2 separate regions of the Homo sapiens genome follow, and region 1 is linked to region 2. Evidence: chromatin loops called from intact Hi-C (ENCODE). Cell type or tissue: heart right ventricle. All regions are shown on one strand. Each heading gives the region's core, and the rest is flanking DNA. Links, peaks and the distances in the headings are about the cores only.

Region 1 (4,386 bases), core at 70-4,069, 58 kb before region 2:
AAGTCCTAGCCGTCTCTCCCGCAACATGCAGAGGCCCATTTTACATTCCAGGGCTCCTCAGCTGTCCTTAGGGGCAGTAATATGCTAGGGGTTCATAGTAGAGCAGGGTCATCATGGTAGCTACTGTCCTGGGACAGCCCTTATCAATTCAGGCAATTTTGGAGGTGGACTAAGACTTTTCTTTGGGTCCAAGGAATGAGCAGGCAGTTCTGATTCCTCAGGGATTATGGGGTCACTATCTACCCTAGCGACTTCCCCAGACTTGGCAGCAGATGGTCTGTAAGCCTTCACCTTGAGAATTCCCAAGAGACAGTCCCTCAAGGGACAGTCTTTGGCTCCTAGTCTTGTGCTGCATCCTTAAGGGGCTGGGAATAACCAGACCTAAGATTCAGGGGGTCACATTAATGAGCCTGGAATAGAGCCTAAGGGTAGTCAGGGGTGGGAGGAAATGTTACACTCTCTGTAGCAACATCTGTCCTATAATGCTATGGAATAATAGCAATGTCTTGTCCAGGAATCCTGAAATATTACTAGGGGAGATAATTCCATCTCAGACCTGAGCTATATGCTTTCTGCCATATAAGCATTATGGTTAACATTGAGCTTCCTGGAAGCTAGGGCACAAAGGGAACCACAATAGATATCAGCATTTAACTTCATGAAATTCTTGAAGTCCCATAAGATGTTAATAAGAGTGTCTGGAATAAGCAGTTCATTAGTCAAATAAACCTAGGAAATACTGCATATACTACACTCCATTCTGTTTGAGGAGTCCTAATGGCATTAAATAATGAAGGCTCTGACGCATCTTGCAGCAAAATTTATTTTTTACTCAGTTTCCCAAGTTTAATTGATCATGGAGCCCCTTTCCCATGGAAAATTTATTGACGTCTAGCAATAAATCAGCATTTTGAATAGTTCATTTTGGAAAATGCTTATTTATATGTTTTCCTTGTCAGACAAAAACATTTTCTTTCCTGATTTTAAATTCTAAGGAAGGGCTAAGTATACCTCGGTTTCCCTGCCAGTTTATTCCTGTTTGACTATTTGAACCTCCCTCTATCCCTGTAATTTTTTGTCCATACCCATGTCCTCAGGAGTTTCTATAGATTTAGGAAACCAGGGTAAGTTTCCTTGGTGGAAACCCAACTATGGTGATCTAACAAGTTTAGTGAGGTGAAGTCAAAATAAAGCTTTGGAGGTGAGGGTAATTGTGAAGCCCATTAGGGGTTGGCCCAGGAAATCTGGTGAGAAGGTATTACAATGTACAGCAGTCTCTTGAGAGTCTTACCCCAATATGAGGTGGTTTCTATACTTGGAGACAGCTGTGGTTTTAGCCTGTGGACTCTGGCGACCCCTTTCCACATTTCCCTGTTCACTGCTTTGGGGAAGATGGCCTTGAGGGGCAGAAAGGAGGATTATACCAAGATATGCAATAGTTGGAGACCTATTGGTCATTCTGGACGTGGCTTCAGCCTCTGCACTTTTAGGGATGAAAAACTGGGGGTCTTGGAACAGGCCAACAGAACAGCAGGTCTTTTCTTGTTTCCTCTGGGCACACAGAGTCCCCATCCCATAGCATCAATAACTGCCTGAAGCATGACTTGTCTCCCTGACTGGATTGGAGCTCCTCAAGGATGGGGGCAGCTTCTTATATTTCTCATGCCCCTTCCCCACCACACGAGGTGCTCATGCTGGGTGCTCATGAGCACATACCCAGCCAGCATGAGCACCTAGCGTGGTGGGGAAGGGACATCAGAAAGTGCCTGATCACTAACATTTATGCGTAGCTCAGGTTTTCTAAAAAGTTCCATAGACATAATCTCATTTGGGATTCACAGCAACACTGTGAAACATGTCAGAGATTATCACCCCATTTTATAGCCAAGGAAACAAAGTCTCAGAGAGGTGAAGTGATGCATCCAACTTCACACTGTTGGTAAGTAGCTGGTGGTCTATACGCTACATCACATCTGCTGCCTTTGGAAGGATTCACCCTGAGGTTCAATATAAGAGGATTCTTAGTCTAGGTAGGGGGCGGGGAGCTGTGTCTGGTCTTAGCATCCTGCGATTCTCTCCTCAGTGGAGACTGCCTCTTTTGACCAGCAGAGGGAAGCATGGAAACACAGAGCCTTCCAAAGCCTAGGACTGTTTAGGTTCACCCTCACAGTATGTGATTAGAGCCTCAGCAGAGTTCTAGGCAAAGAATACTGACTGCCATTTGCTGCACACCCACTCTGTGCCCAATTACTATAATACATATTATTTATAACTCCTAAAGCAGCTCTCCATGGCAGGGATGGCCATCTCTATTTTCCAGATGGGGAAACTGGCTCAGAGATTTAGTCATTTACGTGAAGCCATTGAGTTGGTAACTGGTTTGCCTGGGATTTGAACCAGGTCTGCTAGTTCCAACTCTCTTAGCAGGCCCAGGACAAACGTCTGTTGAAGGAAGTCAGGGAAGGGTCTTCTTCCCTCCCAGCCATCCTACTTCTCCAAGTTCATACCACACAGTGCTGAGTGCAGCTCCTTAGCTCAAGGAAGAGGTCATGCTGCAGTCCGCCTCCTACCTCCCAATTCTGTCACTGCTCAGCGTCTCATACCTTCCTTTCCTTTTTTTCTGCACCTCCCTCTACTTCTTTTCCATCCAAAGCTGGGACAGGCAGCAGGCGCATGGGGCCAGAGGCTGGAACACTGGACTGGGCTGAATCTGGATCTCTGGTCTCTGACCTTGTTGATTATCCTGGTCTTGCTGCTGTTCCCTCTGCTCCCCCAAACCCCTGCATCCAGGTACTCCTCCATGGCCACTGCCCTAATATAAGCCTCCATCATCTCTTGCCAGCCTTTCTCACTGATGTTCCACCCTCTGGTCCACCTGCATAAATTAATATCCCCATAATAATCATATTAATGAGGATCTAACTCCTCACATCGCTCCTCACATAGCAGCCAGAGTGGACATTACTGCCAATGCCTTAATTCCCTTAAAGCCTTCTGATGCTCCCCATGGCCTGTAGGGTAAAGCCCCAACCCTGCTCCATCCCTGCAAGGCCAGGGATGACCTGGGCTGGCCTGCCCCTCCAGCCTCCTCCCTCAGCCTGCCCCATCCTCATGCTCACTACCCCAGGTTTATCCAACAACTGGCCAGCTGTACTCCGCCTCAATGGCCTTGTCTACCTAAACTATGTTCCCTGCTAGGGAGTGCTCATTTATCTTTCCAGACTCATTTCTATGGCCCCTCTTCTAGAAAGGCTTTCATGACTTTCCTTTCCACCCTGGTTGGAACAAATTTCTTCTCCACTCCCCTCACCTTGGTCCCAGCAGCAAAAAATGCGTAACTGCCTTGATTTGTTCTGTGTCTTTCTTTTCCACTCATCTGTGAGCTACTGGAGGGCAGGGATCATGTTCGAGATAACTGTGTGTTCCCAGCCCTTGTGCTGGGCTGGCACACAGTAGTAGCTTAGTGGGTGAACTTGACCTCAGATGGCTTTACTGCTCAGGCCCATGGCTTTGGGTTCCTGCTGCTTCAATCTCCTCCTGGGTGATGGGAAAACATTGCAAAGATGCATGAAGAAAGAACTAGCCTCAGTGTCCCTGCTGGTCAGGGTTTTCCTTCCTCCAGAACCCAACACACAGTTAGGGCACACCTCCTCCCACCCTCCTCACCCTGCCATAGCCTGAGGGAGATCCTGTCTTTGAATTCTGCCTTGGTATAAGCTTTGAGGTCTATTCCCTCCTGCCTCCTTCCTCAACCACTTTCCTTTCCAAAAGTCTGCCCACAAGTCTTTATAAAATCTCTGTGTAGCTCCTGGCCTCTTGTATTACTCATCATCTTTTCTGTCATTTATCGGAAGAGAGGGAGAGGGACAAGATGAGGTTGGAGATAGAAGAAGGTGAGTAATACATTTATGTTCCAGGGCTTCCATCTTTTCAGTGAAGTGGAGAGCACTGATTAAGCAAAAGTAATTCCTCCTCTTCTGCACTTGCTGCTGGAAACAGTTGGGAACCTCAATATCTTCCTGAGGGAGGGTCCTAGAGGCAGCTGGCTAGAATAGTCAAGCCCCAGGCTTTTTCTGGGGGTCTTATTTTGGCAGAATCTAATTCACATTTTCTGCCCTTGTTGTGTCCTCTCCCACTGTCAGACACGTTTGTACTATGTATGGTTTGATTGTTTTATTATTAGGCACTAACCATGTTGTAGAGGAACCCATTTCGCAATCCATCTGTGCTGATTTTAACTGCCTGGCTTCGTTTGGGAGTTTTGATCACTGAAGAAACCATTACCCACTTCTGGGTGTGTCTGGCAGAGCTGTAGTCGGTCCCAATGCCAATTCCAGACACTCATTCCCAAGTCTGCAAATTGTTGTATCCTTTCTTGTAGTGACG
Region 2 (4,386 bases), core at 83-4,082:
AGGGAGGGTGCTGGATTCCTTAGCAAGATCAGCATAGGAGAGGTGGGGCCATCACAAGGAATTGGAAACAGTGGGCACAGCTCTTTAGAGAAGTTAGATTATGAAGGGATGAGCAAATAAGGTGTTAGCTGGAGGAGGAAGCTGAACAAAGGGAGGTTTGGTTTCATTTTCTTTCTTTTTTTTTTTTTTAAAGTGAGAGACTTGAACAAATTTTGAATGAGGATGGGAAGGAGCCTGCAGAGAGGGTGAGGTCTGTGATTTGGGAGAGAGGGGCTGATTGATGGGTGAGGTGCCTTGTGGGGAGGGTTGGAATCCAGATGGACTGGTCTTGGACAGGCCCTGCATGCTTCTCTCCTGAAACAGAGGGAAACAGAGAGGCTGGGTGCAGGTGGGGTGGTCCTTCAGGTCTGCCAGCTGACTTTTTGGGGTTTCTTATCTGATGGTTTCTATTTTCTCTGGGAAGTACAGCAAGGGTGATCTGCCAGGAGTGAGGAGGGGAGAGGTAGAGAGGGCAGTTGAAATAAAAGTTTTTGAGAAGCAGATTGTGGCTGATGCCATGGGGCTTTCCAGAAGGCATTTCTGCTGATCTTTGCTGAAATGTCACCTTAGAGTGGCCTTCCTGACCCACCCCCATCCATAGTGGCAGCCCTGCCCCTTACTCTGCTTTTTTTCTTTCTGGAGTTATCACTACATGAAATTGTATTCTTGGTGTATTTGATTCTTTTTATTTTCTTTCTCCCCACTTGGAATGTATGCTGGTGGGGCAGGGCTTTGTCTTGCTCACCACTGTAACCAGAAACTAGCACTGTCCCTGGCACAATGCCCATGTGTTGGAAGAGTGGATGAATCTCTGGGGGGAACCAACTCTGGGCAGCAAAGCCACCCATGCGGACTGAGGACAGATGACTGCATCCCCTTGGACTCTTGGGCATTTCTTGGGTCCCTGCCTTCCTGCCTTTTTAGCTGTTTGGATGTTTTCCTGCATTCCTCCTCTCATCTGATTGGGTGCTCCTGAGTCTGGAGTTCACCTTTGGATGCTGAAGACAGGAGGGATGTTGGGGGCAGAGCACAGGCTTTGGAATCTAAAGACTGGGGCACGATGCTAGTTGTGTGACTTTGGGCAAAGCCCATCATCACTTCCTAGCCAAGGCATGGTGGCTAGAGAGTCCTGGTGACCACACTGATCTCACCCAAAGTCTCTTTGCTCCTTCTATTGAGCTAGGGGTTCTTTCTGTATGTTATCTGTTCACATGTACATGTGTAATGGTTTATTTGTCTTTGAAAGGGAGGATGGAGGATGAAGTCATGTTTGTCACCAGCATGGGAGGAAGTCACCTCTCTGCTCCCTGGGGTATTTTGCATTCGATCCCCTCTTTCCAGGCTCTCCATGGCTCTGTTCAACCTCACAGCTGAATCCCCAATGAGTTTTTGTACATTGAGTCTGCTTTTCCCACTGATTTTTATAGTTATTTCAGAGATGCTACATCTTCTCCCTTTTGGTTGTTTTTTTCTTGGCTTCTAGCTCTTTAGCTTTATTTAAAAGCTTGGCAGTGGCTTGGACTCATGCACACATGGAGCTCTGGTAATTTTGGGGTGTGGGGAGAGGGCCCATAGTAGGGAGACAGCTGAGACTAGGGCACCAAAGGGCACCTAAGGGTGTCCATCCTGAAGGAGAGCAGTCCTAGGGGGTTCTAGCCCCCAATTCCCAATCCCTGCAGGACTTCCCTGGGCAGTGGGAGCCTGTGTGGTCCCAGAGGGAGACCCATGGGGAAGGCTATGGGCAGGTGTCTTTCACTTTAGCGACTAAGAAGCCTTTTGAGGAATTAAGACTGTCCAAAGATGGTTGGGGTATTTTGAAAAGAAGTTTCCTGTCACTAGAGATGTTTGAGCACTTGGGCAGGGATTCTTACTGGGTGAAGGTGCTGGGCAGGCACCCTGTGTGCTGGGAATCCGAGACCGACATGACCTGCCTTGAGGGAACTATGACATGCTGCCGAAAAGGAAACCCCTTCGTCTTTCTCCTCCCTCACCTTTTGTTTTTCGAAACTCTTATCCCCATTTTGTGAGCAGACTGATTTTCATTCTGAAGCAGCCCCCTGGGGCACTGTAGCTGCAGCACACTGGTCAAGGGTAGCTTGTTTCTTGGACACTGGCCCACTGAGCTTCGGGTCAACTGGCTGATGGCTTGAGCAGGCTTGCTAACAAGGGCTGCAGAAAGAGACTAAGCCAGGATCCCTGGTCTCCCTTAACTCATGCTGGACTGTTCCCTTTGGTCTTTGTACCGCACGTTTCCACCTTTAAAGAGAGGTCAGGGTTCCACTAGGCAATGTTGAAATCCTTTTCCGATCTGATTCTTGGAGCAAAGCTTACTTTAGGCTCTTGAGAAGCAGAGAGGAAAGTGGTGACGTATGCTTGCTCTTCCCAATCCCTCCAGTGGTTTATTTCTGGTGAGGTCAACAAGGAGTGCCAATGTGAGGGTGGGAGGTGGGGCTGGGGAGCTGGGATCAGTGAATTATTTTCATACCCTGCTCTCTTCCTGTTTCCTTCCTTCTGGAGAAAAAACAAGCCGTCCCAGAACTTCCAGTCCTGTAAGTGTCCCAGCTCAGGCATTCTGAGGGCGAGTCTGAGGCATGCAGTTGTGTAATCCAGAGGAACTGTCCAGGCAGTCACGTGTACCCCACAGGGAGGATGCCTCAGCCCTCTTGAGGGGCTGCAGCTGCAATAGTGGGACCAGGTGCTGGGAGCTGTCCTCCTTCTTACCAGGCTCCCGGGGTAATCAAGGCAGGTGCCTGGCAGGTGCTTCTAGTTCTCTAGCTTTATTTAAAAGTTTGGCCATCGCTTGGGCTCATGCACATGTTTTTTATTTATCTTAGTTTTCTTTATTTCTTAAATAAATCTAAAGAGCTAGGAGAAAGCTGGGCACAGGGAGGCAGTGGCAAGCTGGCTGCGACCTCGATCAGGGCACAGGTTGTGAATGTGGTCAGCATGAGACCAGGGTCTACTGTCCCTTGTGGGGTTGCTGCAGAGGTGCACAAGCATAGCTGATAAGGAGGGAAGTGGGGCTTGGATGAACCAGATCAGCCAAAGGCTCCTTCCAATCCTAAGATCCTATGAGTCTGGCTTTTTTGTGACTTAAGCCTTTCCTTGACCCATCCAATTGGGCTTTCTGGACCTGGTAGGGATGGAGAGAAGGGGAATGGCCAGGTGACCAGGAAGTTGGCAAGGAAAACCCAGGAGGGCAGATGGAAAAATAAGACAGACACCAGGGAAAGGAGCACTTCCAGGGATACCAGCCAGGAGGGAGGCAGGCATACAAGAATGTTTCCCCTTGCCTGTGGGTGGAGATGATTTTTATCACTTTGTGTTCTTTTTGACATCGTGTACTCAAGGGCAGTGAAAACTCTTACAGCCCTGTTGGGTTGAACTCAGGATTCTGCGTTCAGAGGCAGTGAGGGAAGGGATCAATGGGATGATTACAGACGACTCCACAGAGGGCCTAGGAGGGGAAGAGCCCTAGAGAAGGCACAGACGGGTGGCTGGAGGCCAAAATAGGCCCAATCCCATGAGCCCTTGGAGATAGTGGCTTGGGCCAGAAAGGATCCCTGGGGGCTACATTATCAGATGCCTGTGTCCTTCTTTAAGAATGTTCCCTGGAAGATACAACATGGATGTCTTAGTCCTTTGTGTTGCTGTAAATGAATACCTGAGACTGGGTAAAAGGTTTATTTGGCTCACAGTTCCACAGGCTGTACAGGAGGCATGGTCAATATCTGCTTCTGGTGAAACTGCTATTCATGAGGAGGAGCTTTAGGAAACTGCTATTCATGAGGAAGAGCAGACATCACATGGCAAGAGAGGAGGAAAGGAGAAAGAGAGAGAGAGAGAGAGAGGTGCCAGACTCTTTTTAACAAACAGCTCTCAAATGGTATTTCTAGTTCTAGATCCCTGAGGAATCGCCACACTGACTTCCACAATGATTGAACTAGTTTACAGTCCCACCAACAGTGTAAAAGTGTTCCTATTTCTCCACATCCTCTCCAGCACCTGTTGTTTCCTGACTTTTTAATGATTGTCATTCTAACTGGTGTGAGATGGTATCTCATTGTGGTTTTGATTTGCATTTCTCTGATGGCCAGTGATGATGAGCATTTTTTCATGTGTTTTTTGGCTGCATAAATGTCTTCTTTTGAGAAGTGTCTGTTCATGTCCTTCGCCCACTTTTTGATGGGGTTGTTTGTTTTTTTCTTGTAAATTTGTTTGAGTTCATTGTAGATTCTGGATATTAGCCCTTTGTCAGATGAGTAGGTTGCGAAAATTTTCTCCCATTTTGTAGGTTGCCTGCAGCCCTCCCATTACTGGGTATATACCCAAAGGACTATAAATCAT

What was found. A loop is a pair of places that touch in the nucleus more often than their neighbours do. Peaks named below come from ENCODE experiments on the same cell type or tissue, not always from the same donor. Only the 100,000 strongest peaks of a DNase experiment are listed, where the experiment ranks them.
Region 1: a loop joins it to region 2, with 2.6 times the contacts of the local background. A loop is called at or near these places in 6 of 110 quality-filtered maps.

What each region holds. Positions count from the first base shown.
Region 1 is chr1:46,745,779-46,750,164 of GRCh38, forward strand. No RefSeq gene overlaps it. Among named protein-coding and RNA genes, the nearest start is that of EFCAB14, 29 kb to the left of the region's middle. In heart right ventricle, for the core only: a CTCF peak has its summit at 2,114 (motif pointing right); a DNase peak (open chromatin) is centred at 2,103; H3K27me3 peaks cover 1,540 bases.
Region 2 is chr1:46,804,260-46,808,645 of GRCh38, forward strand. All of the region lies in intron 1 of CYP4B1 (cytochrome P450 family 4 subfamily B member 1), which reads left to right. Among named protein-coding and RNA genes, the nearest start is that of CYP4B1, 7.4 kb to the left of the region's middle. In heart right ventricle, for the core only: no CTCF peak of the experiment used is centred there; DNase peaks (open chromatin) are centred at 2,162, 2,582 and 3,268; H3K4me3 peaks cover 1,208 bases; H3K27ac peaks cover 3,599 bases; H3K27me3 peaks cover 320 bases.